Regions from separate parts of the Homo sapiens genome. Here all the other regions are linked to region 1. The links are chromatin contacts, found by Hi-C or POLR2A ChIA-PET in ENCODE. All regions are on one chromosome and are shown on one strand. Each heading gives the region's core, a stretch centred on a gene start or an enhancer-like site at or near the end of the contact. The rest is flanking DNA. Distances are from core to core; before and after follow the strand shown.

Region 1 (7,030 bases), core at 2,172-4,671:
GAACTTTATACTTTAAAAGGGGTATGTTTTAATAGAAATTATACTTAATAAAGTTGATTTTAAAACATTAGCAGTACCACTACCTCTAGTAGTAATAATGTTAAAAGAAATTGAGTTTGTAAAATGTCCAATGACATCCAAGGATTAAGTAAGGCTATTTTCTCAAATCTGAATTTGAGTAACATATTTAAATCTCATATAGACACACTTATAGGAGAAACATGTTCAGGGTAGTCGTCTTTAGATTTGCATTGTTTGGGAAAGGAGCAGCCTTTGCTCACAAGAGCACTAATAAAAGGCCACAAGTTTAGGATTATGAGAGAGACCCGAATTCTGCTAAGATGTAGGGATAAATAATTACCAATCATTATTCTGGAGGTCACAAATTTGCAACTTCCCCAATTATCCCTATAAATAACATCGCTATTGCAGAACCTAAGATTGGCCTTTTGCTATGTCTTTTCAGGCTTTTGCATTTTTGATGACCAGACGACCCCACCCAGACCCACAACTCTTGACTCTACCAGTCATGTGACATCCACCCAGAAGAGGTCCACACCCCATGATTGCATCCCCAACCAATTGCATCCCCAACCAATAAACACACCCATTCCCTAGCCCCCTGCCCACCAAACTTATCTTTTAAAAACCCCAGCCTCCAAATTTTCAGGGAGGCTGATTTCAGTAACAGTAAAACTTCTGTCAATGAAAAGACTCAAACTCTGTAAAATATTTGAAGAGATTATTCTGAGCCAAATGCAAGCGTCCATGGCCCAGGACACAGCCCTCAGAAGACCCTGAGAACATATGCCCAAGGTGGTCAGGCCACAGCTAGGCTTTAGACATTTCAGTGGGACATAAGACATCAAGCAATATATGCAAGACATACGTTGGTTTAGTCCAGAAAGGTGTGACAACTGGAAGCAGAGGGGGTTGGGAGTGGAGGGCAGGGTGGGGGGTAGGGGTATGTGAAGTGTGTGGGGCTTCCAGGTTATAGGCAGATTCAAAGATTTTCTGATTGGCAATTGGTTGAAAGAGTTTATCTAAAGTCCTGGAATCAATAGAAAGGAAATGTCTGGGTTAGGATAAGAGATTGTGGAGACCAAGGTTCTTATTACGCAGATGAAGCTTCCAGGTATCAGTCTTCAGAAATAAGAGATCGTAGATTTTTCTCATCAGACTTAAAAAGGTAGCCCAGGCACGGTGGCTCACGGCTGTAATCCCAGTATTTTGGGAGGCCGAGGCAGGCAGGTCACCTGAGGTTGGGAGTTCGAGACCAGCCTGACCAACATGGAGAAACCCTGGCTCTGTTAAAAATACAAAATTAGCCGGGCATTGTGGTGCATGCCTGTAATCCCAGCTACTTGGGAGGCTGAAGCAGGAGAATCGCTTGAACCCAGGACGCGGGGGTTGTGGTGAGCTAAGATTGCACAATTGCACTCCAGCCTGGATGACAAGAGCAAAACTCTTAAAAAAAAAAAAAAGTGTCAGACTCTTAGTTGATTCTCTCCTGGATCAGAAAAAATGGCCTGGAAAAAGGAAAGGAGATTCTCTACAGAATGTAGATTTTTCTCCACAAAGGACAACTTTGCAGGGCTATTTCATGATAGGGCAATGAAACATATTTGGGGTTGAAGTATTTTGATTTCCTTTCTTATCCGTCATGAGGTGTTATGACAGGTTGGAAAGTAAGTCACATTATATAGGGTTAAATTAAAACCCCTCTCATGAGACTTTATGGTTTGGAGGGCTTGACTCCCCAGACCCTTAGATAGGAATTTGAGTAAGAAAAGAAAAAACGGCAGAGTTCAGTCTTCACCCTGGTCTCCCATTTAGCCAGCTCTACGTGTATTAAACTCTTTCTCTATTGCAATTCCTGTCTTGATAAATTGGCTCTCTCTGGGCAGTGGGCAAGATGAGTCCATTGGGTGATTACATTTCTCTCTTCCTCTTACTAAAGTAGAGAGAGTACTTATCCAGATTTTGAAATGGCATTGATGCAGGGCAGTTTCTTGGCTTTGCTCAGGAAAGAATTCAACAGCAAGCCAGCAGCGGAAGAAAGCAGGTTTATCGAATCAACAGTGTTAAAAGCTCAGTGACTGTTCCTTGCAGACCAAGACTAGCCCACAGGCAGTGTGCCCAGAGTAGCAGCATATGGGCTGTTGGCTGGGTATATTTATACCAACTTTTCATTACATGCAAATTAAGGGGTGAGTTACTCGGAAATCTCTAGAAAAGGGGTTGGTAACTTCCAGGTGTTGCCATGGCATTTATAAACCGTCACGGCGCTGGTGGGAGTGTCTTATACTGATAGGTAGCAAAGGGAACTTACAGGTTGCTTTCCATCACTTGCTGGTTTCAGCAGGTTTCTTATCTGATCTTGGAATCACGCCCTGCTGGTCTCCTGCCTCAGCCTAAATTGAACATTGTTCAGATGTTTACAGCTACTCCTATGTAGTCAACTTCCATTTTTTCTTCTTTACCCTTTCATAATAAACTTGGAAAAATATTTAGTTTCTACCTAGGAGAAAAGTGAATAGTATAGCTTTCTGTATTTTTTGCACTTCATGTCTTAATCCCTCACTTCACCTCCCTCTCCTTACTGAATATTCATAGACACTTTGGCAAATCATAAGACACCTTTACAGATTCCTGATTCTGAGAGCAAGAAGTGATGTGATTCCTTAATCTGAACTGAATGTTTTCAAGATTTTATATAGGATAGAGCCTATTCAATACTATAATACTTTCTTCAGTATCCTGCGAATGAAAGAAAACTAAGCGCAAGAAAAGTGGAGAATTTTGCTGCTTTTGTTTCATGTCCTGCTGGATGATTGCATCTCCTTTTTTGAGCATTTTTAATCACAGATGAATCCATACCCATATTATAAAAGGCTTGTTGCTCTGGGCGGCTCTGGCCACCTCTTTTATTACCTCTGTTTTTAGCTCACACATAGCATTCCTTTGTATTTTCCTTTTTTTTTTTCATATTCGCAACTTCTGTCACGTATAAAAGGGAACAATGGCAAAAGGAAAAAGCAGGCTGAGCTCTACAAGCAATGACTTAGACTCCCCCCGCTAATTCAAAAGGAAAATTGCAGGCTGGCGGGAAGCTCAGCCCTACAGAGGATTCTGGGACGTGTGGTCCAGACTTTTGGGGGCACTTCAGCTCTGGGAAAGCGCGGCTTTGTTATTTGCTCCCCTGGGGAAATAGGAACCTATACCCCAGTGCTCAGTGGGTTCGGTGGTACTTCGACTATTTGAGGACGAGAACACGAAGCCCGCTCCCCTTGGGGATTCTGAGAAATAAGATTCGGCCGTGGGAGTCGAAGCCCGCACTTCCGCCCAGGGGGCGGGGCAGCGGCTTCCGTTCCTCCCGGGGATGCTGGGAAATGTAGTTCCAGAGCTCCCTGCTCTCCCGGGCACTTCCGCGGCAAGAGGTTGAGAGCGCGGCCTTCATTCCTCTCGTGGAAGTGAGTGAGTCCTGGGACCCCGCGACCTGTTTTAACTTTTATGGTTTGGTCGTAGGATCAGCAGGGCTCGCACTTCGGTCAGCAGGAAAAGACGCTGCGGCGAGCAGCGGAGGGCGGAGTTGAATGGCTGGGCAGCTGATTGCCTTACTGTATCCGGAGCTGCTGCGTTCGGGGCGGTTCGGGAGTCCCCTGGTTGGAAGTGGACCTGAATGGGGAGGCGTCTGAGGATCTCCTGGGCTCTCAGCGGCCCGACCCGCCTTCCCCCACCTCCCACAGCTCTGTAGCTTCCTAGCGGTGTAACGTTGGGTGAGAACTTAATCTTTCGGTGCTTAGTTTCTGGTCTTAGTTTCCTCTTCTGCAAAAGGAAATATTAACCTTATATATTTGTTTTGACAATTAGTAATATAGTACAAGTAAAATGTGTATGGAATAGTACAGGAATGTGGCAACATGTCGGCCGTTAATATTAAAACTATCATAATAAAAAATATTCATTTTTCAGCAAGCGCCTGGCTCTTCTTTCTGATTCCTGCAGGAAAGGAGGCTGTTCTTGGACTATGCCTGACCCGTTTTTTAAGAAAGAGTGCATCACTCAACAGGTGGCGTCTGGAGTTATCCTCTGTGGATTTTCCAGGATCTCAGACAAGATCGTGCAATCTCCCAGCCTCCTTTCCTTCCCCTGCCCTGACTTCTGAAAGAATGCTGCGGGAGAGGAGGAAGGAGAGCATCCTGGCTTCTGGCAGCAGAGCCCCACTGTGACAGGACCTAGCATTCACCTTCCTCTTCTGTTCCGAGTGCGAGAAGGTATTTCATTCCTTGCAAATGTTTCTGCTACAGAAGTGTTCCGTTATTGTATAATTGGAGAAAATGTGACATGAATATTAGTCACACTAGTTAAACATTGGGTGCTGAGTATCACTCTGAGGGCTTTATAAAAACTAACACACTGAACCTTCACAAAGGCCTTGTGTTGTGGGTTCTGTTCACCTTACAAAGGTGATGTGGGTATTGTGATATGGGTACTGTTATTACACCAATTATACAGATGAGGAAATGGAGAGAGCCTAATTTACTTTCCTATATCACAGTGCTAGTAAGAACAGTGGGATTTGTGTCCTAGACTTGGGTTCCTTACATCTGAATACCCTTGGTCTCACAGTTTGAAATCCCAATTTAGAATTAGGAAATAAAATAGATAAATGATCCATATAAATAATCATAGGAAACTGGCTGCAGAGGAGCCATTTGAGATCAAGTTGGGGAGGGAGGTTGGAATTTTACTGTAGAAGATTTTGAAAGCAAGGTTGAGTTTAGACTTTAGAAAATTTTGAAAGAATTCTCATTTAATTTTAAGCAATATTAGTAGTTCATATTTTGATCATAGAGATGCACGTTCTCTGTACAGGATGTAGAAAATACAGAAATATAAAATATTACAAATTTCCTTAATACTAGGATATAGATAATTATTAACATTTTAATGCATTTCTGTTTAGCAGTTTTTAATGTGTTTTTGTCTGTGTTTTATGAAATTGTTATCACACTATTCATAGTGGGTTGTTATTCCCTTATTTTTTACTATGGAAATATCCAAACATACCCAAATATAATGAACTCTTATGTACAGTCACCCTGCTTCCATTCTTGCTAATCTTATTGCCTCTCCCACCAACTTTTTTTCCCTTGAGTATTTTAAAACAAACCCAGATGATGAGTCAGTAAGGCTTAAAAACTAATAATTATCATTAATTGTGTTTTTTGTTTTTTGTTTTTTTTGAGATGGAATCTTGCTCTGTTGCCCAGGCTGGAGTGCAGTGGTACGATCTCAGCTCACTGCAACCTCTGCCTCCTGGGTTCAAGCAATTCTCCTGCCTCTGGCTTTACAGGTGCCCGTCACCACGCCCTGCTAATTTTTGTGTTTATAGTAAAGACTGGGTTTCTCCATGTTGGCCAGGCTGGTCTCAAACTCGACCTCAAGTGATCCGCCCACCTCAGCCTCCCAAAGTATTGGGATTCCAGGTGTGAGCCACCATGCTAGGCCTCACTAATCGTTTATATATGAAGGCCAAGGGAGGGGCAATTATATTCATTTGCCAGGGCTGCCATAAGAAAATACTACAAATTGGCTGGATTATACAGAAATGTATTTGTTACAGTTCTGGAGGCTAAAAGTCCAAAATCAAGGTGTCACCAGTTTTGGTGGCTTGTAAGGCCTCTCCCCTCTGTGTGCGTGAGCTCCCTTGCTGTAAGTCAACTTCATCACCTCTTTAAAGGCCCTATTTCCAAAGACAGTTATTTCTGAGATACCGAGCGTTAGGACTTTAACGTTTTGAGAGAGGCACACACAATTCAGCCCATAATAGATATTAACAGTAACTCTGAGGTTTTTCACTCCTGGCAGCTAGGAGAATGCTACTTATGTGAGAAAGCTAGAAAGAGTTGCAATTAGGAAAAGAAAGATGATTGATTTTCTTTGCTTTTTTGGAGTTGCACTTGCCACTGGCATATAACTCTTGGTTTCCTATCTCTCTCCCATTAGACTTCAGGGACCTCTGTTTCATGGACATTATCATATTCTTCTCAAGAGTACCCAGCAAGAGGTTTGCAAAGAGGAGTTATTCAGTGAGTAAGTGATTCATGTAGCTCTCCAACAGGCATCTGGATTTTGGGTGCTACAGCTTGCAATTAGAGAACAAAATAGAAGGATTATCCACAGTCCTTGTCTGTTATCTCACGTTTGGTGGGCTGTAGAATCCATCAACTTTTTCAGGGTATTCAAAAGTTGATGAACAATTGTGGATAATATTGTCAAGATCTAAAACAAACTCCCTTAAAGACAAATCAGACCACTATTAAGGTTCAGTTTTTTGGGTTTTTTGGTTTGTTTGTTTTTTGAGACAAAGTCTTGCTCTGTCACCCAGGCTGGAGTGCAGTGGCGCGATCTTGGCTCACTGCAACCTCCGCCTCCTGGGTTTCAGCAATTCTCCTGCCTCAGCCTCCCCAGTAGCTGGGATTACAGGCGTGCACCACCATGCCCAGCTAATTTTTGTATTTTTAGTAGAGACGGGGTTTTGGCATGTTGGTCAGGTTAGTCTTGAACTCCTGACCTCAAGTGATCTGCCCGCCTCCGCCTCTCAAAGTGCTGGGATTATAGGCATGAGCCACCATGCCTGGCCAGGTTTAATATTTATCACATGGAGATTCTGATGAGGACTGCTGACATTTGTTGGGTGTTTCTTATGACTTGGAGAATTTCTAGTGCTTTCCATGCACTAGCTTATTTGTTCTTTATGACAGTTCTATTTTATTCTGATTTTAAAGATGAAAAAACAAACACACACAAGTTAACTGTACAGATGAACTGGTGGCACAATCAGCGGGGCAGAGCCAGAATCAAACCTCAGCAGCTAGGTTGGAACACTCAGTGACTGAATAACCTTGGGCAAGTTACTTGACCTTTCTGTGCCTCAGTTTTCTTACCCGTTAAGTAGGGATGATATTAATAACTACCTCGTAAAGTTTCTGTGAAGACTAAAAGAGATAGGTAACATGTTTGA
Region 2 (7,030 bases), core at 4,531-7,030, 410 kb after region 1:
GCGTTTGCAAAAAGTCTGGCCAGTTCTTCGAGAGAGGGCGGGGGCGGGACTCCGGGCTCAAAGAGAGCCAGTGCCCAATAAAAGGCACGTTATTTGCACAGCGCCTTGGCACACCTCGCTATTGGGTGATTCAAGATTCTCAGCCACGCACCCATCTACCTTCCCCCTCGGAAGCCTGGGTGGTCCCGAGGTGCCCTGGCCCATGCTCTTGGTGCCAGGCCTGGGGTGGCATGCAGCTTAGCATTCTTCCCGAGCAGTGGCGGTGCACCTTCCTGCCTGGTGCAGAAAGGACCAGGAAATGCCCATAAAAGTCCTCTGCATGGGTGGGTCTCAGTCCGATAACCCGCAAGGTCTGGCGATCCCTGGGAGTTTGGCGGGGTTATTTGGACTCTGGAGCCAGATTGCCTGGGTAACTGGTTTGGAATACGGCTGTGCCACTTTCTAGCCGTGTGACCCTTTCTAGCTCTCTTTCTAGGCCTGTTTCCTCATCTATAAAATGGAGCGTTTTTAGGATTAAATATGATAATCAATGGAAAGTGTTTAGACTAGAAAGTGCCTAGGCCGGGCTCCCTGTCTCATGCCTGTAATCCCAGCACTCTGGGAGGCAGAGGCGGGCGAATCACTTGAGCCCAGGATTTCCAAACTAGACGGGGGCTAGGCACGGTGGCTCACGCCTGTAATCCCAGCACTTTGGGAGGCGGAGGTGGACGGATCACCTGACGTCAGGAGTTCGAGACCAGCCTGGCCAACATGGTGAAAACCCGTCTCTACTAAAAATACAAAAATTAGTCAGGCATGGTGGCACACGCTTGTAATCTCAGCTACTCCGGAGGCTGAGGTGGGAGGATGGCTTGAACCTGGGAGGCAGAGGTTGCAGTGAGCCAAGATCAAGCCACTGCACTCCAGCCTGGGCAACAGAGTGAGACTCCGTCTCAAAAAAACAAAAAAACCAAAAACCCAAACAAACAAAAATCCCAGCCTAGGCAACATAGTGAGACACCTCCCCATCTTAAAAAAAAAAAAAAAAAAAAAAAAAAAGTCTGGCTTAATGGCAGCCTGTAGTCCCAGCTATTTCACGGGGGTAGGGAGTGGGGACTCACCCAGGAGTTCATGTCTGCAATGAGCTATGATTGTGTTACTGCATTCCAGCCTGCGCAACAGAGTGATACCCCGTATCTTTAAAAAAAAAGTTTTTAAAATAATTATTCACTCATGACCAGTATTGTTTGATTTACCCCCCATCCACTCTTCCCAAATGATTCTGAAGCTAAATGTCAAACATCATATCTCATAAATATCTTTTTATTACACTTGATTTGCTTGACTTAAGATCTAAATGAGCTCCACACATTGTATTAGTTTGAAGTGACACTTCGGTCTCTCTCTCTCTCTTTTTTTTGAGATGGAATCTCGCTGTGTCCCCCAGGCTGGAGTGCAGTGGCGCAATCTTGGCTCACTGCAACCTCTGCCTCCCGAGTTCAAGCGATTCTCCTGCTTCAGCCTCCCAAGTAGCTGGGATTACAGGTGTTCACCACAACACCCAGCTAATTTTTGTATTTTTAGTAGAGACAGGGTTTCACCATGTTGGCCAGGCTGGTCTCGATCTCCTGACCTCGTGATCCACCCGTCTTGGCCTCCCAAAGTGCTGGGATTACAGGGGTGAGCCACTGTGCCCACCTCTTTCTTTTTTTGCACGGAGTCTTGCTCTGTCACCCAAGCTGGTGTGCAGTGGCGAGATATCAGCCCACTGTAACCTCCACCTCCCAGGTTCAAGTGATTCTCCTGCTTCAACGTCCTGAGTAGCTGGGATTACAGGTGCCCGTCACCACGCCTGGCTAATTTTTTTTTTTTTTTTTGTATTTTTGGTAAAGATGGAGTTTCACCATGTTGGCCAGGCTGGTCTCAAACTCCTGACCTCAGGTGATCCGCCCACTTCGGCCTCCCATGGTGCTGGGATTTCAGGTGTGAGCCACCGCGCCCAACCTCTAGGGCCACAGCTATTTTCAAGAACCATGATTTTAAGAAGGCAGAGTAGAAGCCAGAAGACCAGTGAGGGTATTGTTATATATTAATTACAGTATTAATTGCTAGCACTTATTATACACTGGAAACTGTCCTTATGTGCATTAATTTATTTAATCCCCATAGCAATGTTTTAAGAGGAGGTGCTACTATCATCCTTGTACAGAGGAGGAAAATGAAGTGTGGAGGGGAAGGTCATCCCAGCCAGGAAGTATCAGAGCCAGGATTTGAATCCCTCAGCCTGGCCCTGCAGTCCAGGCAATTTGCATTTATGCTTTGCTGCCCCTTGAATGGGGCAGAGGGTGTGATAACAGAAAAGTGGCCTGGTTAAGATAGGTTAAATCTGGCTGGGCACGGTGGCTCGGCCCTGTAATCCCAGCACTTTGGGAGGCTGAGGCAGGTGGATTACTTGGGGTCAGGAGTTCCAGACCAGCCTGGCCAACATGGTGAAACCCCATCTTTACTAAAACTACAAAAATTAGCTGGGTGTGGTGGTGTGCACCTGTAATCCCAGCTACTTGGGAGGCTGGGGCAGAAGAATCTCTGGAACCCAGGAGGCGGAGGTTGCAGTGAGCTGAGATTGCACCACCGCACTCTAGCCTGGGCAACAGAGCAAGACTCCATCTCAAAAAAAAAAAAAAAAAAAAAGAGAGAGAGTTTAACTCAGCAGGGCCTGGAAGTGGGTGGAGGTGGCAAGGGTAGGAAGGAGTCAAGGATAGTGACAAAATAATGATGGGCAGTTCCCATTGAGAGCCTGTGCTATGTCAGGCTATTGAACTATTTTCAACCTCATTTTGTAGATAAGAAAACTGGAACCCAGAAGAAGATAAGTTTTCAGCCCAAGGTCCTACACCTGAGAAGGGTGAAGCCAAGTCTAACTCTTAGAACATCTCACAGCTGAGCCTATAAACCCTGCCTAGGGTGTGTCTTCAAAGGACACATAAATGGTCTAGAAATTCTGCAAAAACAACGGGAAAGGGTGCCAGGGGCGAGAAGTTCTTATTTGGGGGACCCTCTCAGTAAGGAGTGCCTGAGGGTCTTCCTTTCCCTGGCTCCTCCCTCCCCTGAGTTCCCCAAATCCCTACACCTCCCTGTGTCTCAGACCTGCTTTCCCTACCTCTCTCGCCTACCAGCCAGACTGAGTCACCTCTGGGTCCTCAGCTTTGTCTAGCTTGAGTCAGGCATGCATGAGACCTCATGCCTGGAATTTTTTTTTTTTTTGAGACGGAGTCTCGCTCTGTCGTCCAGGCTGGAGTGCAGTGGCACGATCCCGGCTCACTGCAAGCTCCGCCTCCCGGGTTCACGCCATTCTTCTGCCTCAGCCTCGAGAGTAGCTGGGACTACAGGCATCCGCCACCATGCCCGGCTAATTTTTTGTATTTTTTTTGAGTAGAGACGGGGTTTCACCGTGTTAGCCAGGATGGTCTCAATCTCCTGACCTCGTGATCCACCCGCCTTGGCCTCCCAAAGTGCTGGGATTACAGGCGTGAGCCACCGCACCTGGCCTTTTTTTTTTAGACACTCTCGCTCTGTTGCCCAGACAGGGTTTTGCTATGTTGCAGAGGTGCAATCTTGGATCACTGCAAACTCTGCAACCTCTGCCTCTTGGGTTCAAATGATTCTCATGCCTCAGCTTCCCAAGTAGCTGGGTCTACAGGCGTGCCCCACCACGCCCAGATAATTTTTTTGTATTTTATTTTATTTTTTTCAGTAGAGATGGGGTTTTACCATGTTGGCCAGGCTGTCTCAAACTCTTGACCTCAAGTGATCTGCCCACCTAGGCCTCCCAAAGTGCTCAAAGTGCCTGTGCATGAGCTCAGCCATATGCTTTTTTTTTTTTTTTTTTTTTTTTTTTGAGATGGAGTCTCCATCACCCAGGCTGGAATGCAGTGGCACGATCTCAGCTCACTGCAACCTCCACCTCCCGAGTTCAGGCAATTCTCCTGCCTCAGCCTCCTGAGTAGCTGGGATAACAGGTGTGCACCACCACACCCAGCTAATTTTTATATTTTTAGTAGAGATGGTGTTTCACCATGTTGGTCAGGCTGGTCTTGAACTCCTGACCTCGTGATCCGCCCGCCTCAGCCTCCCAAAGTGCTGGGATTACAGGCATGAGCCACCGCGCCCAGCCGGCCACATAAAATTTTAATGAAGCAATTTGATAGGCTTAAGGAAAAGCAGGCCTTCTCTGTGTAAAGGCATTCACACAGGGGCTGCTCTGAAAATAGCTCCAGGGACCATTCCCTGGAAACTCCAGAATTAAGATAAATGTTGTTGCAGGAAACCCCTCCTCAGAAGCTGTGGGACAGGATAACTCAGTGGTTCATACCTGTAATCCCAGCATTTTGGGAGGCCCAGGTGGGAGGACCATTTGAGGCCAGGAGCTGGAGACCAGCCTAGGCAACATAGCAAGACCCCTGTTTCTACAAAAAAAATTCTAACAATTAAAAAAAAAAAAAAAAGCTCTGCCCCTAGGCTGGAAATCAAGGCTGCTCTGATGTCACAAAGTGACATAGATCCTCCAGATGAGAGTGGGATGTCCTATTCTCACTACTGCTACGATTACAAAGAGCAGACTTTCTGACAGCTCATGACTTGAGACTACAGTTTTTCAGCCCCAGGTCCTTGGTGTAAATGAACACAAGCTCTTTTCAGAGGTTCACACCCCAACAGAAGATGAATAATCCCCAATCTGATTATTCAAGAGATAATGCAAAATTATCTTTTTTTTTTTTTTTAAGATTTCTTCCTGGAAAGAGAGAAACATTCCTGATAAAATGCTTATGCAATTTCTGGATGAACTTTAATGGGATCAAGTGTTGTTCTGGTAACCAGGCACCCACTCAAAAGTCCCTCAAGATATTAATGACCTGGAACCGAACGAATATCTTTTTTTTTTGAGACAGAGTCTCCCTCTGTCGCCCAGGCTGGAGTGCAGTGGCGTCATCTCTACTCACTGCAACCTCTGCCTCCCGGAACCGAACATCTTTTTCTAACCATGACTATCCTACCACCTGCTAGAAAACGGCCCCACGGGACGCGGTGGCTCACGTCTGTAATCCCAGCACTTTGGGAGGACAAGGTGGGAGGAACGCTTGAGCTCAGGAGTTCGAGATCAGCCTGGGCAACATAGTGAGAACTCCGTCTCTGCAAAAAACAAATTTTATATACATGTATGTGTGTGTGTGTGTGTATATATATATATGTATATAAATATATATATAGATATAAATATATATATATAAAATGTCGGGTGTGGTGGCAACGTGCCATAGTCCCAGCTACTCGGGAGGCTGAGGTTGGAGGATCGCTTGAACCCGGGAGTTTAAGGCTGTAGTAAGCTGAGATCGAGTCACTGCACTCAAGCCTGCGTGACAGAGCGAGACTCTGTCTCAAAATAAAACAAAAGAAAAAGGAAAAAAAACGGCCCCGAGGCTATGAGTGTACTGGGGCCTCTCCCTGGGTTTCTACTTCTCTCCCTATCTCTGTTCCTACATGAGTATGTCTGTGTGTCTCTGAGCGTCTGTCCCTCGCACTTTGAGTGTCTCCCTGTTCTCTGTTTTTTCTGGGTCTCAAAGCGTCCAGGCATTGCACTCTGGCTTTCCTCGGTCTCGCCCTCGCCCCAGTCCCGCTCGGCGGTCCCCCGCCCTCTGCCCCAGGCGTCCGTGGCCCCTTTAAGGCGTGCTCCGCCCCCGCCCCGCCCTTCCCGGGGTCAGTGCCGTAGCGCCCGGCTCCTGCAGGCGCTCGGCCTCCGCTCATTCCTGACCCCGCAGTGGGCGCGATGGCGGAGGCTGTACTGAGGGTCGCCCGGCGGCAGCTGAGCCAGCGCGGCGGGTCTGGAGCCCCCATCCTCCTGCGGCAGGTGCGGGTGGCTGGACCTAGGAGGGGACTGCTGGGCACTAGGCGGCAGCAAGGACGGAACTCCGGGGTCTCTTAATAGGGAGAGATCCGGGGGGACCCACGCCTGCATCTTGCGGAAAGCGGGGTGGAGGTTTAGGGCTGGACTCTTGGGTCCTTTAAAGGTGAGTGGTCTGGGGGCCTCTGGGCTTGGGGCCAGACCCCTGGGTCCTCTATGAAAGAACGTGCTGGGGACCCTGATTTTGGGATGTTAGGAAGTTGGAACTCTTTTGTTCTGATAGGGGAAGGTAGTGGGGCTCCGGACTCCCGACTCCCGGGGAAAGAGTGGGCTGGGGTTTCTGCTTCTGGATCTTAGGAAGAGGATAGGGTCAGTCTGGACTACTTGGCCTCCAGTGGGTGGAAGTCCGGTTCTGCGCCCTCACCTGGGTCCCCCGTTCCCAGATGTTCGAGCCTGTGAGCTGCACCTTCACGTACCTGCTGGGTGACAGAGAGTCCCGGGAGGCCGTTCTGATCGACCCAGTCCTGGAAACAGCGCCTCGGGATGCCCAGCTGATCAAGGAGCTGGGGCTGCGGCTGCTCTATGCTGGTCAGTCCGGGGACCAAACTCATGGATCCCAGCGGGGCTGGGCTGCAGCGTCAGTGGAATGGGAAGCTGGGGCCCAGAACTCCTGAGTCTGAGGGAGAAGGATCTGGGCTGGGACTCCCAGGTCCTTTCTGTACCCTCCGGACCTGTCCCTCCTCTCTCTCCCAGTGAATACCCACTGCCACGCGGACCACATTACAGGCTCGGGGCTGCTCCGTTCCCTCCTCCCTGGCTGCCAGTCTGTCATCTCCCGCCTTAGTGGGGCCCAGGCTGACTTACACATTGAGGATGGAGACTCCATCCGCTTCGGGCGCTTCGTGAGTTGGGTGCTGGGTCCCCAAGAGGGTGGTGGCCTGGACTTCTTAAACTTAAGGGAAGAGGGGACTGGGGGCCTGGGATCCTGAGTCCTTGGGGAGGAGGGACCTCAGGACCTGGGTTTCTGACCCCTGAGCTCATATTTCTGGGAGGGGGGCACCATAAACCCAGGTGGGGCACTGGGGCAAGAGGCTCTGGGCAGGTGGGGCACTGGCGGAACTCCTAAGTCAACAGCATTTAAGGAGTTTCCTT
Region 3 (7,030 bases), core at 2,023-4,522, 340 kb after region 1:
ATAAATTATCGGGGGACTAGTGCCATCTAGTGCCATGGCCCCTCTAAGTGAGGATGGCAGGGGGTGGAAAAGAGACACAAGGACTCCAATTGCTACCCCCACTCAATTGGGGTCCAGCTCCCAACTTTGCTGCCCCATCCCCAAAAGCCCAAGTTGCTCCACATCTGGAACTCACCTGGTGGCATTACAGGCCAGCAACACCTCACCTTTCCTGCCCCCATTCAGGCAAAGGTCCAGGGCAATTTGCTCCCATAGCCCATGGCATCCATCTGGGAAGAATGAAGGGTGATGGCACAATCTGCAGCTAGGTATTTAACTGGGAATAAGGGAGACACAAACCATTTCTCTCCCGCACTCCCTTCCCATTTTTTTTTTTTAACAAAAGATCTCATTATTATCTGATTTCACTGTCTCACGAAGGCCCTGTGTGCTCCAAAGACTGAAGCTCTAAATAAGAATCTTCTGGGTCCTCTTTATTAAGAGCCCTCTGCCTTCCCAGGGGAGGGAAGCAAATCCTTCAGGGCCCCCAGAGTTCCTGCACCCCATATCATGGGTGAGTCCTACCAGCCACAGAGCCACCCGTCACCGTGGAGAGGCTTAAGCTGCACTCAGAGCTCCCCCCGGGCATGCCGAATGTAGTGTTGATGCAGCCCTGCTTCCTGAGCAAAGTCCTGACCGCACTCTGTGCAGGCGAAGGTGCCAGGAGGGGCACGGACCTCATGCATCTGGCGGTGCCGCCTCAGAGAAACAGCCTGCCCAAAGGTCTTGCCACAGTCAGGACAAGGGAAGGTGGGCTGGGCAGTAGTGGTTGCAACCGGCAGGGTGGGCTTGGCGGCTGGACCGTGGCTGCGCTGGTGGGTGATTAGGGCTTTGGAGGAGGGGAAGGAGCGGGCGCAGGTGAAGCAGATGAAGAGGACCCCCTGCAGCTTCTGGGCCACGAAGTCCGCTGGGTGCTCCCGCTTCATGTGACGCTCCTGGAACTTGGAATCTGCGAAGGTGATGAGGCAGCGGGTGCACTTCGGGGCCCCCAGGTGGCCTGAGGAATGTGGGGGAGAGGTCAGGGGAGGCCAGCAGGAGTCTCCAAGACCTCTTCCTGAACCCCAGAATCACACCAACAATTAACATTGAATGTGTTATGTGCTAGGTTCTATGCTAATGCTGGACAACCAAACAGGAGAACTGTTCTTGCACCTATTTTATGGATGAGCAAACTGAGATTCAAAGAGGTTAGGCAAGTTGCCCATAGTCATGAGGCTAGGAAAGGAAATGGTGGAGCCAGGGTTGGAACCCAGAGAGTCAGCCTGCCCAACAGAGGGGTATGGTGATTACAGCACAGCCTTTGGAGCCAGACTGCTTGGGATTGAATCTCACCTCCACCACTTCCTAGGCAATTACACCAGTTTCCTTATCTGGAAAATGGGCTAATAACAGTATCTACTCCATAGGACCGTTGGAAGGAATAAATGAATTGCTGTACAGTCATTTGCAATTATGACTAATGATACAGAGAAATCCAGCCCGACATCCAGGATCTGGCCTGGTACTCACAGCTAGACCTTGGTGTTCTGTTGAACATAAATTTTCACAGAATATCAAGGACAGACAAGGCCACGCTGTGACTAAAATGAATCAAGACAAGACTACATCATCATAATGTCTGAGCACAGACAAAATATGAATACTGTCCAAGCAGAAAAATGACCAAACATCCTCCTATCCTGGCTAATGTGAATGTCTGCTGCTGCTTTATCAGTCAGAGCTTGAGCCTCGCCTCCTTCCTTCCTCCTTCTGGGTAAGATTTATTACGATAGCCAATCATAGAATTGCCCCTGCTTCCTGGTAGCATCCAATCCAGAGCAAAACAATTTTGCTTGAACCTTCCCCAAAATCACCACCCACAAGCCCAAATCCTGTGTCGTTTTTACCATTCTTAGTGAGACACCCCACAGTCCCCCCATGGTCTGTGTTCATTGCAGTGAGAAACCCAACGTGTTCAACTGCAGGTGTGTTCCTGGTAGTCTCTGGCTCAAGGGCATTGAGACTACAGCTCTTGTTACAAATACCTCTCTCTGCCTCAGTTCCCAGTTTAAAGGGCCTATTATTAGAAGGACTCAATGAGATAATGAATGTTAAAATGGTTCATAATATGAGAATAAATACACCTAGCTCATAATAAAACACTGAGCAGGAGGTGTTGCTATTACATGTCAAACTGGCTACCATCATTAACCCCTAGCTTTCCCCTTTGCTGCAGTTAATCCCATACCCACCCTGTGAGGTGGGAAGTACCACCCTCTTTTGACAGTCAAGGAAACCAAGGCCCAAGTTACACTGAAAGTCTAGGGCAGAGTTGGGACCAGAATCTTGGGGTTTCTCTCCCAATAGAACCATTCCCAGCCACATCTCCAACCCAAGCCTCTCCTGGAAGCCACCCTATCCCTCTGAATGCATAAGCATTGCAATCCTGCTTATGTGGCCAGAGGAGGGTGAGTACTCTGGCCACATAAGCTGGTGTGAGGAGATGCACTTCCTGCTAGAGCAGCTCAGGGACCATTACAGCCCCTTCTCAACAGGCAAAACTCTGTGGCGCCTTGGACACCGAAGTGCCACAGAGATCTTAGCATCAGCTCCTGCACCCCACCCTCCTCTAGCCCGCCAGCCATGTGTACTCACAGATGTTGCCTCCTGGGCTCTGGGGACTTCTCTCCTTGGGTGAATCCTGCTGCTTCATGTTCTCTTCAGGGTTCGGGTCCTCCATGGTGCTGGGACCCTTCTAGTCAGGAGAGGAGCGTGCATAAGTGAAGCTGTTCATCTGTTACCAGTCTTAGAGGGCACCCTAAGTCTATGACCTTTGACATCGCCAGAGGCTCTCCTTGCCTGCCTTTGACCCCTACGACATACTATCTCCTTGAACTCTAATTGATGGAGTTCTTGCTAAAAGAAGCTTCAAACCTCCCAAAGGACTGGATTTCCTGGGTTTGGGACTCCCCTAGAGTCTTCTCACTGGTGTGACCTATGACCTGCTGCATCAAACTAACTCCCTGAACTCAGCGTGGAAGCCTTGATCTTTGACACCAGCGTCATCCCAATCTCAAGTGTCTTGGGGCAGGTAGTGATACCCACCCTTTATCCCAGTTCTTCCCGGGAAACATCCTCTGACATCCTGTGATTTTTGTTCCGCCCAGAGCCCCCGCCTCCCACGCGCGCTTGCAGCTGCTATCCCGCTACCCTCAAGCGCTGCCTACAGGTTCCTGCTCCCAGGCCTCAGTTTTCCTCCTTACAGCAGAGGGCTGCCTTTCGCTGCGCCTGTCAGCCGCTGGCTACAGCGCCGCCCCAGAGAGAAGTGGGATAGGGACCACTCAGTCTCAGGGCCCCCGTGGTTTCCGCGCCCTTTTGCCAGATGAGCCTCTCGGAGCCGAGATCCCGGATTTGCCATCCGGCAGTAGTATAGTCGCACCAGCCCGGTCCTCAAAATAACGGGAGGGGTCCTTCTCTGCCCTATGGCGCGTTTGATGACGTTCAGCCTCCCGCGGCTTAGCTAGCTAAGCCTTTTGCGCATGCGTGGGTAGGCTCTCGTGGCGCGCAGGCGCGTTGACTCATTCATTGTTCTAGGCCCTGAGGCCGCCAAAGAGGGGCGTGCACACTTCGGCCGTTCTGCGCAGGCGCGGCGAAGGGCTGGGTCTCTGCTGTCGGCCTTCCAAGACACACCCCCTTGGGAGAGGGAGTGACGTCAGGTTAAAGCTACCGGGACGGGTCCCGGCATCTCTAAATCACCGCTCCCTGGCCTCTTCGGCCTCCGTCCGCCGCGGCCCAGGGGCCGGGCTTCTCAGCTGCTGACCTACTGCCACCGACTGCGCTCTCTCCCGTGGGTCGGCTTTTTGCTCGGTTGGTGATTTGGAAGGGGGAAGGGGAAAGATGAAAATAACAATGTGTCCGAGGGAGGAGGGACTGGAAGCCAGATTTCTGAGGTTTTATTTTTATTTATTTTTCAGAGAGGGTCTTGCTCTGTCGCCTGGGCTGGAGTGCGGTGGTGTGATCACGGCCCACTGCAGCCTCCAAGTCCTGGGCTCAAGCGATCCTCCCGCCGCAGCCTTCCGAGTAGCTGGGGCTACAGGCGCACACCACCATGCCCGGCTAAATTTTATTTTTTATCGAGACGGAGACTCTACCAGAGAGTCCCCCCACATGTTGGCCAGGCTGGTCTCGAATTCCTGGCCTCAAGCGATCCTCCGGCCTCGGCCTCCCAAAGCACTGGGATTACAGGCATGAGCCACCGCGCCTGATTTCAGAGTTTTTGAAGCAGAAAGGGAAACGTTTCCATCTAGAGGGAGGGCGGACAGACAGGACGCCTGGGATTCTGGGGGAATAGGGTCTGGGCTCTGGATTTTTTAGGTCCTGGAGAGTGACACTCAAGAACCGAAGGGGACAGGGTGAAGGACTGAGGCCTGGGTTCCGAGTGGGGCGGCTAGGAAAGGAAAAGGCTAGGTGCTCCCTGACCCAGGTCTTCTCTACCCGTTGCTTTCCAGCCATGCCTCCGCCGCAGGGTGACGTGACCGCCTTGTTCCTGGGGCCTCCGGGCTTGGGGAAGTCCGCGCTGATCGCAGCGCTGTGCGACAAGGATGTGGAGACGCTCGAGGCCCCCGAGGGACGGCCGGACTCCGGGGTTCCCAGCCTAAGAGCTGCGGGCCCAGGCCTTTTTCTGGGCGAGCTGAGCTGCCCACCCGCAGCGCCGGGGCCCTGGGCGGCGGAAGCCAACGTGCTGGTACTGGTGCTGCCCGGACCCGAGGGGAACGGGGAACCGTTGGCTCCAGCCCTGGGAGAGGCAGCGCTGGCCGCCCTGGCCCGAGGGACCCCGCTACTGGCTGTGCGGAACCTCCGTCCTGGGGATTCACAGACTGCCGCCCAGGCCCGTGATCAGACAGCAGCTCTGCTGAACAGCGCGGGGTTAGGAGCTGCGGATCTGTTTGTGCTACCGGCGAACTGCGGCAGCAGCGACGGCTGCGAGGAGCTAGAGCGCCTCCGGGCGGCGCTGCAGAGCCAGGCAGAAGCGCTGCGGAGGTGAGTGCCGGCTTTCTGGCTGGGTCCGTTAGTCGAGACCCTAGGCACCTAGGTGCGACCATGGAGGTCCATGAGATCCCTCCCCCAGTGAGTTTGGGGCAAGGCTTAGCTCTATTATTATTATTTTTTTTTTTTTCCTGAGAGACAGGGTCTCGCTATGTTGGCTAGGTTGAATTTGAACTCCTGGCCTTAAGCAATACTCCCGCCTCAGCCTCCCAAAGTGCTAGGATTACAGGCGTGAACCACCACACCCGGCCTTTTTTTTTGAGACAGGTTCTCACTCTGTCGCCCAGGCTGGAGTGCAGTGCCGCGATCCTAGCTCACTGACGGCCTCCACCTCCTGGGCTCAAATGATCCTCCTGCCTCAGCCTCCAGAGTAGCTAATACTACAGGCTGCAAAACAGCATCTCACTGTTTCCCCAGGCTGGTCTTGAACTCTTGGCCTCAAGCCATGCCCCCACCCAGGCTTCCCAAAGCCCTAGAATTAAAAGGGAAAGGCTTAACACTTTATCTGCTGGGGCCCTGAGGCTCCTTTTTCCAGGCCCTGCCCCCACCAAGGTGATCCACCCTCCTTGGCCTCCCAAAGTGCTGGGATTACAGTCGTGAGACTCTCTGCCCAGCCCCCTGGAAGATTTTACCTGAAAACTCTAATCTTTGAGCCCTCCCCACCATCAGTTTTGTTTTCAAGCACCTAAAGCCACACCCGCAATGAGCTTTATTATTTTGGGGCATCCTCATCTACCTCCTTTCTCCAGCTCCCTCTTGTTTCTGTGCCCACTTGCTGGCTACCTCCTGGATTTGCTCTACCACCTGCCAGCCTCCTCATTTTAAAGACTTTAAAACGAGGCTCAGAGAGGGACAGTCCCTTGTCCCAGTACACTGTCATCTTTTTTCCTTAGCCTCACCTGCCCGGGAGTCACCTTAGCCACTCCCCCTTGGTAAGAACTGGTAGATGAGATTTCTCCCCTCACTGACCCTCCTTAGGCCCAGCCCCTGAAAAGAGTGCCCTTGGGGACCTTGTCTCAAATAGTGCTGGACTTGTGTTTAGGCCACAATACAGTTGCGATTCTTTGTTCTAGGCCCCACCCTCTGTGAGCTTTGTCCCACCCAGCACAGCCGACCCTTGGAAAAACCCCGCCCCCAAATACTGTATTCCATGGAAGTTTTAGCCCAATCCCCATTTTAGGCTGGGGTGGGAAACCTGACCTTATGTCCACCCGTCCAATAATCAAGACTCCATTATTGCTTGAAGCCCCACCCATATCATCACTGCCTCTCCCTATCTGGTTTCTATTTGCTGTGCCATCAGTCTGGCCCTTCCCTTTCCTACCCCTGCCCCATTCTGGGATCATTAGGAAAGCTCTGCCCTTGTCATCATAGCCCAGTCCATGTCACCCAGCCCCTCTTCTACCTTTGACCCTGTCCCTTCTTGTCCCCACAGGCTCCTGCCACCGGCGCAGGATGGCTTCGAGGTGTTGGGTGCAGCAGAGCTAGAGGCTGTGCGTGAGGCCTTTGAGACCGGCGGCCTTGAGGCTGCGCTGTCGTGGGTGCGCTCAGGCCTGGAGCGCCTGGGCAGCGCACGGCTAGACCTGGCCGTGGCTGGCAAGGCTGACGTGGGCCTTGTGGTGGACATGCTGCTTGGATTGGATCCTGGCGACCCAGGCGCTGCGCCTGCTTCGGTCCCCACAGCACCCACTCCCTTCCCAGCCCCAGAGCGCCCGAATGTGGTGCTCTGGACCGTGCCTCTGGGCCACACGGGCACTGCCACCACCGCGGCCGCCGCCTCTCACCCAACGCACTACGACGCCCTCATCCTCGTCACCCCTGGGGCCCCCACTGAGAAGGACTGGGCCCAGGTCCAGGCCTTGCTGCTACCAGATGCGCCTCTTGTCTGCGTGCGCACAGACGGCGAGGGCGAGGATCCGGAGTGTCTGGGAGAAGGCAAGATGGAGAATCCCAAGGGCGAGAGCTT
Region 4 (7,030 bases), core at 2,802-5,301, 320 kb before region 1:
AGAAAAATAGTGCTTTCTTGCAAGATTATTGTAAGGGTTAAATGTGTGAACAGATGGAAACTCGTATAACTGATTTCCCTGCAAGCTGCAGAAAAGCAGATGATATTATGCATCATAAAATTGTTGTTGCAAATGTCTTTTGCCATCATTTCCAATAAGAGAGTCTTTTATAACATCCAGATTTCAAAGACTGTACAATGCTTTATCTTATGAAATTCACCTTTACCTCTGAAAAGTCTATAATTCTGATTGGCTATATTACTTACTACTTTGTTGTCCTATAATATTTAATTGATATCAGCATTCAGTTTTGTAAAAGGTATAAATACTTATGAATTTTCTTCATGTAGCCAGGAGAGTCTCAATGGTGTATCTCCCTTTCCCGTGCTCACTGTCGTAAGGAAATACTAATTTAAAATGTGTCTCTGCTAGCTTTTTTTTAAACAAAAGTTTGACAGTATCTGTCTCACTTAAATGAAAAATACTGTAGTACTAATAACAGATTCTAATTTACAGTTGCTTTGGGGATTAATGAGCAAATCGAATAGTCTTGGCTAGGCTAAACCATAGAGACAAAAAGTAATAGTTGCCAGGGGCTGAGAGAAGAGATAGTAAAGAGTGATGGCTAGGGCATATGAGGTTTCTTTTGGGGGTGATACAAATGTTCTTCAATTAGAAAATAGTGATGGTTGTACAACCTAACATTGTGGATACACTAAATACCACCGAATTGCACACTTTAAAAGGGTGAATTATATGGTATATGAATTATGACTCAATTTTTTAAATGGGGTAAAAGCCTTGGTTCTGTCTGTGGCACATTATATAAGCTCTCAATAAGTGATGATATGATGACTGTCGTTCCCATTTAATGGATGAGGAAGCTGAGGATTACTGAGATTAAGTTGCCCAAGGTCACAGAGCTGGTGAGGTGAGACTGCATCTGAATCCAGCTGAGTCCAGAGCCTGTCTCTTAATCGTGTCTCCTTCTCTAATCAGAAATATGAAGACATGGAAGGAATCATGTCTTAGAGATCAGAGAAGGGGAAGTTGGAGGGTATGAACTGCTGAAAATGATCTGCTGAGGGATACTGGAGCCAGATGATGAGGAACCTAATATCCTAATTGACTCTTCTGACTTACTAGCTCTTTGTGCCTATTTCCTCACCCATAAAGTGAGGACAATAACAGTATCTACCTCGTAGGGTTATTAAGAGGTTTCAGTGAGTATATACAAGATAGCATTCAATACAGATAGCTACTCCTGTTCGTGGGTCCTCCTACTTCAGGCAGAAACACTCTAGTAGGGACGAGAGCAATGTATTCTCTTCTGAAAGCTAGGGAGAGAGATCAATTTTTAATATCCAATTCCCTTTGTTCTGGTCCTATATTTACCTGCACCCTCCTGCTCTGCTCAGTAACAGGATTTTGCAAGACTTGACATTTCACGACATTTAGTAGAAAAAAACAAATGGGGTTTGGGGTGCCTGGCTCAGCTCTGCTCACTACATGTACCAGGGCCACTTTTCGAGGCCTGAATTTCCAGACTTTGTTCATTCCTAGGTTGTCAAGTCCTCTCGTGCCTTTGCTCCTGCCACTCTGCCTCCAGAGAGGACCAGCTTCCCTGTCCTTCTCTTGTAATCCCTCCTCTTGGAAGCCTTCAGCGTAGCTGGGGCATTTGGGGTATAATTAGTAAATCAAGCATCTGTTTTGCCTGTGAGATAATGAACATTACTCATCTTTTTACCCCAAGCACCTAGAATATAGTGAGTATTTGATGCACACAGAATCAAAGAATGACACACAGTCAGACAAGGATTGTACTAATTGATCTCCAAGATTCCTTTAAGCTACAAAATTCTCAGGCTATTAAATTAATTGGGAGGAGGAGAGGATGAACTTTATATGTCAATTTCTTCTGCGTTTTTAATTTCATTTGCTTTGCTCAAGCAACATCAAGGTCATCCTTAAAAGTGAAATCATTAGGCCAGGCGCAGTGGCTCACGCCTGTAATCCCAGCACTTTAGGAGGTCAAGGCAGGCAGATCACTTGAGGTCACGAGTTCGAGACCAGCCTGGCCAACATGATGAAACCTCATCTCTCCTAAAAATACAAAAATTAGCCAGGCATGGTGGCGGGCATCTGTAATCCCAGCTACTCGGGAGGCTGAGGCACGAGAATCACTTGAACCTGGGAGTGGGAGGTTGCAGTGAGCTGAGATCGTGCCACTGCACTCCAGCCTGGGAGACAGAGGGAGACTCAGTCTCAAAAAAAAAAAAAAAAAAAAAGTGAAATCATTCATAAAAGGGTCAATCCATAGACTGTGGATAATGTAAACCCTATCTATTTATTTATTTTAATAGCAGTGTCAGGTATTTACTCAAATGTCATCTCCTCAGAGTTCTTCCCTGCAAATCCTTAAAAAAATTTTTTTTATTATGACTCTTGAGCATCCCCCAGTCATTGCCTAAACTGTGAAACCATTTCTTTTCCTCTTTTTAATTTTTTTGAGACAGACTCTCACTCTCTTGCCCAGGCTGGAGTGCAGTGGGATGATCTCAGCTCACTGCAACCTCTGCCTCCTGGGCTCAAGCGATCCTCCTGCCTCAGCCTCCCAAGTAGCTGGGACCACAGGTGTGTGGCTAATTTTTAATTTTTTTGTAGAGATGGAGTCTCACTATGTTGCCCAGGCTGCTGTTGAACTCCTGGGCTCAAGCCATCCTCCCGCCTCAGCCTTCCAAAGTGTGGGATTACAGGCGTGAGTCACTGCACCCCCATGGGACTGACATTTCTCAGGGCTGAAGGAGAGTGGCACAAAGGTCAAGAACCCACTCTGCCTGAGCTCAGCCTGAGCTCAAACTCCCAGTTCAGGCTCTTTCCTGTTGTTTTACTTTGGGAAGATAAATGTTTTACCCATCAGTGTTGTCATCTGTAAAACAGGAATTACAATATTATCTTTGTTCTGAAGATTAAGCTAATTAATGCATATAAAGCCTATAGAAGAGACCCTGGCACTCAACGTATTAACAAATTTTATTATTACTCATTCACGAACACATGCCTAATCCAACCTCTCATTTATTCCATAAATATTTGAGCATTTGCCCAGCAGGAAAAATAATATTGCTAATGAGTGTGGGAAATCTGTTCTCCAACTAAGCAGAAATAGCAATAGCATATATTAAGTCCTCTCACGTTGGGACAATGTTACCAAGAGCCAGGGGGTCAACACCCTCCTCTCTGCAGCCCTCCGGTTAGTCAAGGCTGAGGAAGGAAAGGAGGTTGGAAGATATCTAAACTCTGTTTCTGGTCCAGGATGAATGACAGTGGACATCCCCAGGCACCACATGGAGGTGAGACACACTCATGCCTTAAAAGGGAAGGAAAAATAAAAAAGATGGAGAGAAAATTGACACCCCCGTCCCCCCACGTTAGGAATCCAGGAACAGCCTCGCGAGGTGCAGAGATCAGAGAAGGGCGAGTAGCGCTGCACCTGGAGCTCAGAACCCACTGCGGGCTCACAGAAGCTTTCAGAGACTGAATGCCTCTCCTCTCCAGGAAGAAATAACAGATTGGCAACAACCAGCCACCTTTTCAGTGTGTGTCAGGATCGGTCCTACGCATTTTTACATCTATTTATCTTAAGTAAATCTCACGAAACCCCTACCAGTTAGGTACTACTATGAAACTCACTTTACAGAGGAGAAACGGAGAAATTAAGAAACTACCAAGATTATATTGCCAGAAGACAGCAGAGCGTGTGGAAGGTGGGGAAGGCGAGGGAACTTGAGCGCCCGGGAGACCTTCAAACCAAACGTGCGACCAGGAGCCATTCCCAACTTGGAGACCCATGCACCGCCCTAAAAACAAAGGGCAAGCAAACCGTCGTCCCCGCCCTCTGCGACTTCCCTTCACTGAGAGCGAGGGCAGGCACCTGCGAGTCCAACGCCCAGGCCAGGAAAGCTCGCCGTAGATGCAGAGGTTCCGCGCTGACTCACCTCCCAGAGGGGATAGATGACGGCTGCTTCGCCCTCCTGCAGCGGAAGTACACAAGGTTGCAACGGCTTCTGCACTACACTTCCCAGAATGCCCGAGCGGAAACAGGCTACCGCCCTGCCCAGCCAAGAGGGACCAAGAGGGGCCAGGTGCAGTGGCTCACGCCTGTAATCCCAGCACTTTGGGAGGCCAAGGGGGGGTGGATCACTAGGTCAGCAGTTTGAGACCAGCCTGGCCAACATGGTGAAACCCCGTCTCTACTAAAAATACAAAAATTAGCTGGGCGTGGTGGCACATGCCTGTAATCCCAGCTACTCCAGAGGCTGAGGCAGGAGAATTGCTTGAACCCAGGAGGCAGAGGTTGCAGTGAGCCAATATCGTGCCACTGCACTCCAGCCTAGGCGACAGTGAGACTCCAGCTCCAAAAAAAAAAGAAAAAAGAAAAAAAGAAAATCAAGAAGAAGAGAAATATTTACAGTTCTGTACGGTATTGATACTGTAAGTTTACACCATCTGTTTACAAAATAAACCATCTTTCTGAAATGGCAGGCAGCTGCAGCTTCAGACCTCATTCTACAGTACATATCAAGCAATTCAACTTTTTCTTATAATGTCATGACTTTTCTATGCATCTTGGGAGCACTTGCAACATCACTAGTGGCAGTTCACATAGGTCCCATGGTAGTATTCAAGTTTTATAGTATTGCACTAAACACAATAAAAAATAAGAAACCTTTAGATCACTTTTTACTGTAATACGCAATTTACTAGAGAGATGAACTGCTCACTTTGAGATGATTAGCATTACTTGGAATTTTAAGCAGATATTTACACACATGAGCTCACCACAACAGTGACAGGAGATAGCTATTAAATTATTACAGTAGCACAGCATGTACTACAGTTAACTTTATGCAGGCTTGATTTAATATTGCATCTTTGTTTTACATTTCTCTTGACTGTGAACGTACAGTCTGTGTTTGTGTGTGTAAGTTTTTATAAGTTTTACCTTTTTTTAATAGATTCATGTATATTTTATGGTAGTAAATGATAAAATAGACTAATATCTACATATATTTTATGCATTCATGATATACCTAAATTTTTCTTAATTGTTTGATATTTCTAGACTACACGGCTTATCTGTGAGCTTTTTCAAATTGTTGCAAATTTCCAAAAAAAATTGCAATATATTTGTTGAAAAAAAATTCACATATAAGTGGACCCATGCAGTTTAAACCTGTGTTGTTCAAGAGCCAACTGTATTGTAATTTGGAAAAAAACAACATCTAAATTATATCTTGAAAATGCTTCTTCCCTTATTTCAATTTAAATTTTTTTTTGTATCCACTCAGCTTGCTCTTGAGATGATAAATGCAATAGAATGATCATCAATAGATCAAGTCAATGTGGTATCAAAAATGAAGTAATATTTAGCAGCCTTGTAAAAGCACATATATCAGGACTTCTTGCAGAGGCTTTGTTTCCAATGTGATTTTCTCTAGAAAGGAGAAAGTTGTTTTATTTAAGTTATGGGGGTGGGTATTGTGTATAGAGTGGGGAACTGCCTTTGATATTTTCTATCACAAATTTTTTTAGCTCAGTCAGCAGAATTTTATTATTTTAGCACCAAAGGAATCCTGAATCATGTTTTGTTTTCATCTCAAAGTATTTTCTAATTTCCCTGTAACTTCTATCCCCATCGGTTTTTATGAGTGTGCTGTTTAATTTCCACACATTTGTGAATTTTCCAGTTTTCCTCATTACTGATTTGAGTTTCATTTTTTTGTGGCCTGAGAATACATTTCATGTGACTTTATCTTTCTGTTGATACGTGAGATTTTTTATTTTTATTGAGACCTGTTTTGTGGCCTAATGTATGATCTATCCCAGAAAATGTTTCATGACCACTTAAGAAAAATATGTATTCTGCTGGTTTTAGGTGGGGTGCTTTGTATATATCTGCTAGGAGTTTGGTTTATGTTTCCAAATCCTCTAATTCTTTATTGATCTTTTGTCTGGTTGTTGTATCCATTATTGAAAGTGAGATACTGAAGTCTGAAAACATTGTAGAAATATTTATGTCTCCCTTCAGTTCCATCAATTTTCACACCATATATTTGGGGACTAGCTGTGTAATGTCTGTATTGTTATATCTTCTTGATGGATTGACTCTTTTGTCAATATATAATGTCATTGTTTGTCTCTTGTCAAGTTTTTTACCTAAGTCGATTTTGTCTAATATTAATACAATTACTTCAGTTCTCTTTTTTTACATCCTGCATGGAATAATTTTCTTCCATTTTTTCACTCAACATTTTTTGTCTTTGGATTGCAAATAAGTCTCTTATAGACAGCATATAGTTGGATCATGCTGTTTTATCCATTCTGTCCATTTTTGCCTTTTAACTGGAGAGCTTAATCTATTTGCATTTAAATTAATTCCTGATTTTAAAACGGCCTTGCTTCTTTCACTTTGTGATCTGTTTTCTACATGGCTTATCTTTTTTGTTCCTAGGTCTCTTGATTAATGCCTTCTTTCCTAGGTCTCTTGATTAATGCCTTCTTTTCTGTTTGATGTTTTTGCAGCGTACCTTTTTCTTTTTTTTTCCATTTTGAGACAGGGTCTCACTCTGTCACCCAGGCTGGAGTGCAGTGGTGTGATCTCAGCTCACTGCAACCTCTGCCTCCTGGGTTCAAGTGATTCTCATGCCTCAGCCTCCCAAGTAGCTGGGACTACAGGCATGCACCACAATGCCCAGCGAATTTTTGTATTTTTAGTAAAGACAGAGTTTCACCATGTTGGGCAGCCTGGTCTTGAACTCCTGACCTAAAGTGATCCACCCACCTTGGCCTCCCAAAATGCTGGGATTACAAGCGTGAGTCACCATGCCCGACCTGTAGTGTACCATTTAATTTTTCTTCTTATTCCCTTTTCTGTATATTTTCTTAGTGATTACCCTGTGGTATACAGTTAACGTCTTTTTTTCTTTTTTGAAACAAGGTCTTACTCTGTCACCCCGGCTGGAGTGCA

Evidence for each region. A loop is a pair of places that touch in the nucleus more often than their neighbours do. ChIA-PET counts read pairs that join two places held with the same protein, here RNA polymerase II (POLR2A). Pooled maps may share reads with other maps.
Region 2: a pooled map shows a loop between it and region 1 (3-fold over the local background). The contact joins the promoter of ETHE1 here to the promoter of ZNF45 in region 1. A Hi-C loop is called at or near these places in 5 of 50 pooled maps. POLR2A ChIA-PET finds 5 or more read pairs at or near these places in 2 of 52 experiments (AG04450 and HEK293).
Region 3: a loop to region 1 is called in a map of naive thymus-derived CD4-positive, alpha-beta T cell, with 25 times the contacts of the local background. The contact joins the promoter of ZNF576 here to the promoter of ZNF45 in region 1. A Hi-C loop is called at or near these places in 1 of 168 maps with a recorded cell type or tissue (naive thymus-derived CD4-positive, alpha-beta T cell) and 12 of 50 pooled maps. POLR2A ChIA-PET finds 5 or more read pairs at or near these places in 1 of 52 experiments (activated CD4-positive, alpha-beta T cell).
Region 4: a map with no recorded cell type shows a loop between it and region 1 (5-fold over the local background). The contact joins the promoter of ZNF233 here to the promoter of ZNF45 in region 1. A Hi-C loop is called at or near these places in 1 of 37 single-sample maps with no recorded cell type and 2 of 50 pooled maps. POLR2A ChIA-PET finds 5 or more read pairs at or near these places in 1 of 52 experiments (HepG2).

Annotation. Positions count from the first base shown.
Region 1 is chr19:43,931,673-43,938,702 of GRCh38, reverse strand. ZNF45 (zinc finger protein 45) reads left to right here and starts at 3,421. Exons shown (of 10, transcript NM_003425.4): 1 at 3,421-3,779; 2 at 4,009-4,277; 3 at 6,013-6,099. ZNF45-AS1 (ZNF45 antisense RNA 1) reads right to left here. Exons shown (of 3, transcript NR_184050.1): 3 at 2,889-7,030.
Region 2 is chr19:43,525,951-43,532,980 of GRCh38, reverse strand. It overlaps ETHE1 (ETHE1 persulfide dioxygenase), which reads left to right and starts at 5,780. Exons shown (of 7, transcript NM_014297.5): 1 at 5,780-5,884; 2 at 6,322-6,466; 3 at 6,632-6,780. The coding sequence starts at 5,804. It also overlaps a transcript of ZNF575 not described here. RefSeq lists silencers at 1,655-1,826, 5,629-5,818 and enhancers at 6,429-6,608, 6,124-6,628, 6,629-7,030.
Region 3 is chr19:43,592,837-43,599,866 of GRCh38, reverse strand. It overlaps ZNF576 (zinc finger protein 576), which reads right to left and starts at 3,272. Exons shown (of 3, transcript NM_001145347.2): 1 at 3,124-3,272; 2 at 2,674-2,773; 3 at 1-1,036. The coding sequence starts at 2,758. The coding sequence ends at 609. It overlaps IRGQ (immunity related GTPase Q), which reads left to right and starts at 3,733. Exons shown (of 3, transcript NM_001007561.3): 1 at 3,733-3,885; 2 at 4,527-5,058; 3 at 6,500-7,030. The coding sequence starts at 4,529. RefSeq lists enhancers at 3,238-3,657, 4,058-4,127, 4,313-5,109.
Region 4 is chr19:44,256,907-44,263,936 of GRCh38, reverse strand. ZNF233 (zinc finger protein 233) reads right to left here and starts at 4,051. Exons shown (of 5, transcript NM_001207005.2): 1 at 3,999-4,051.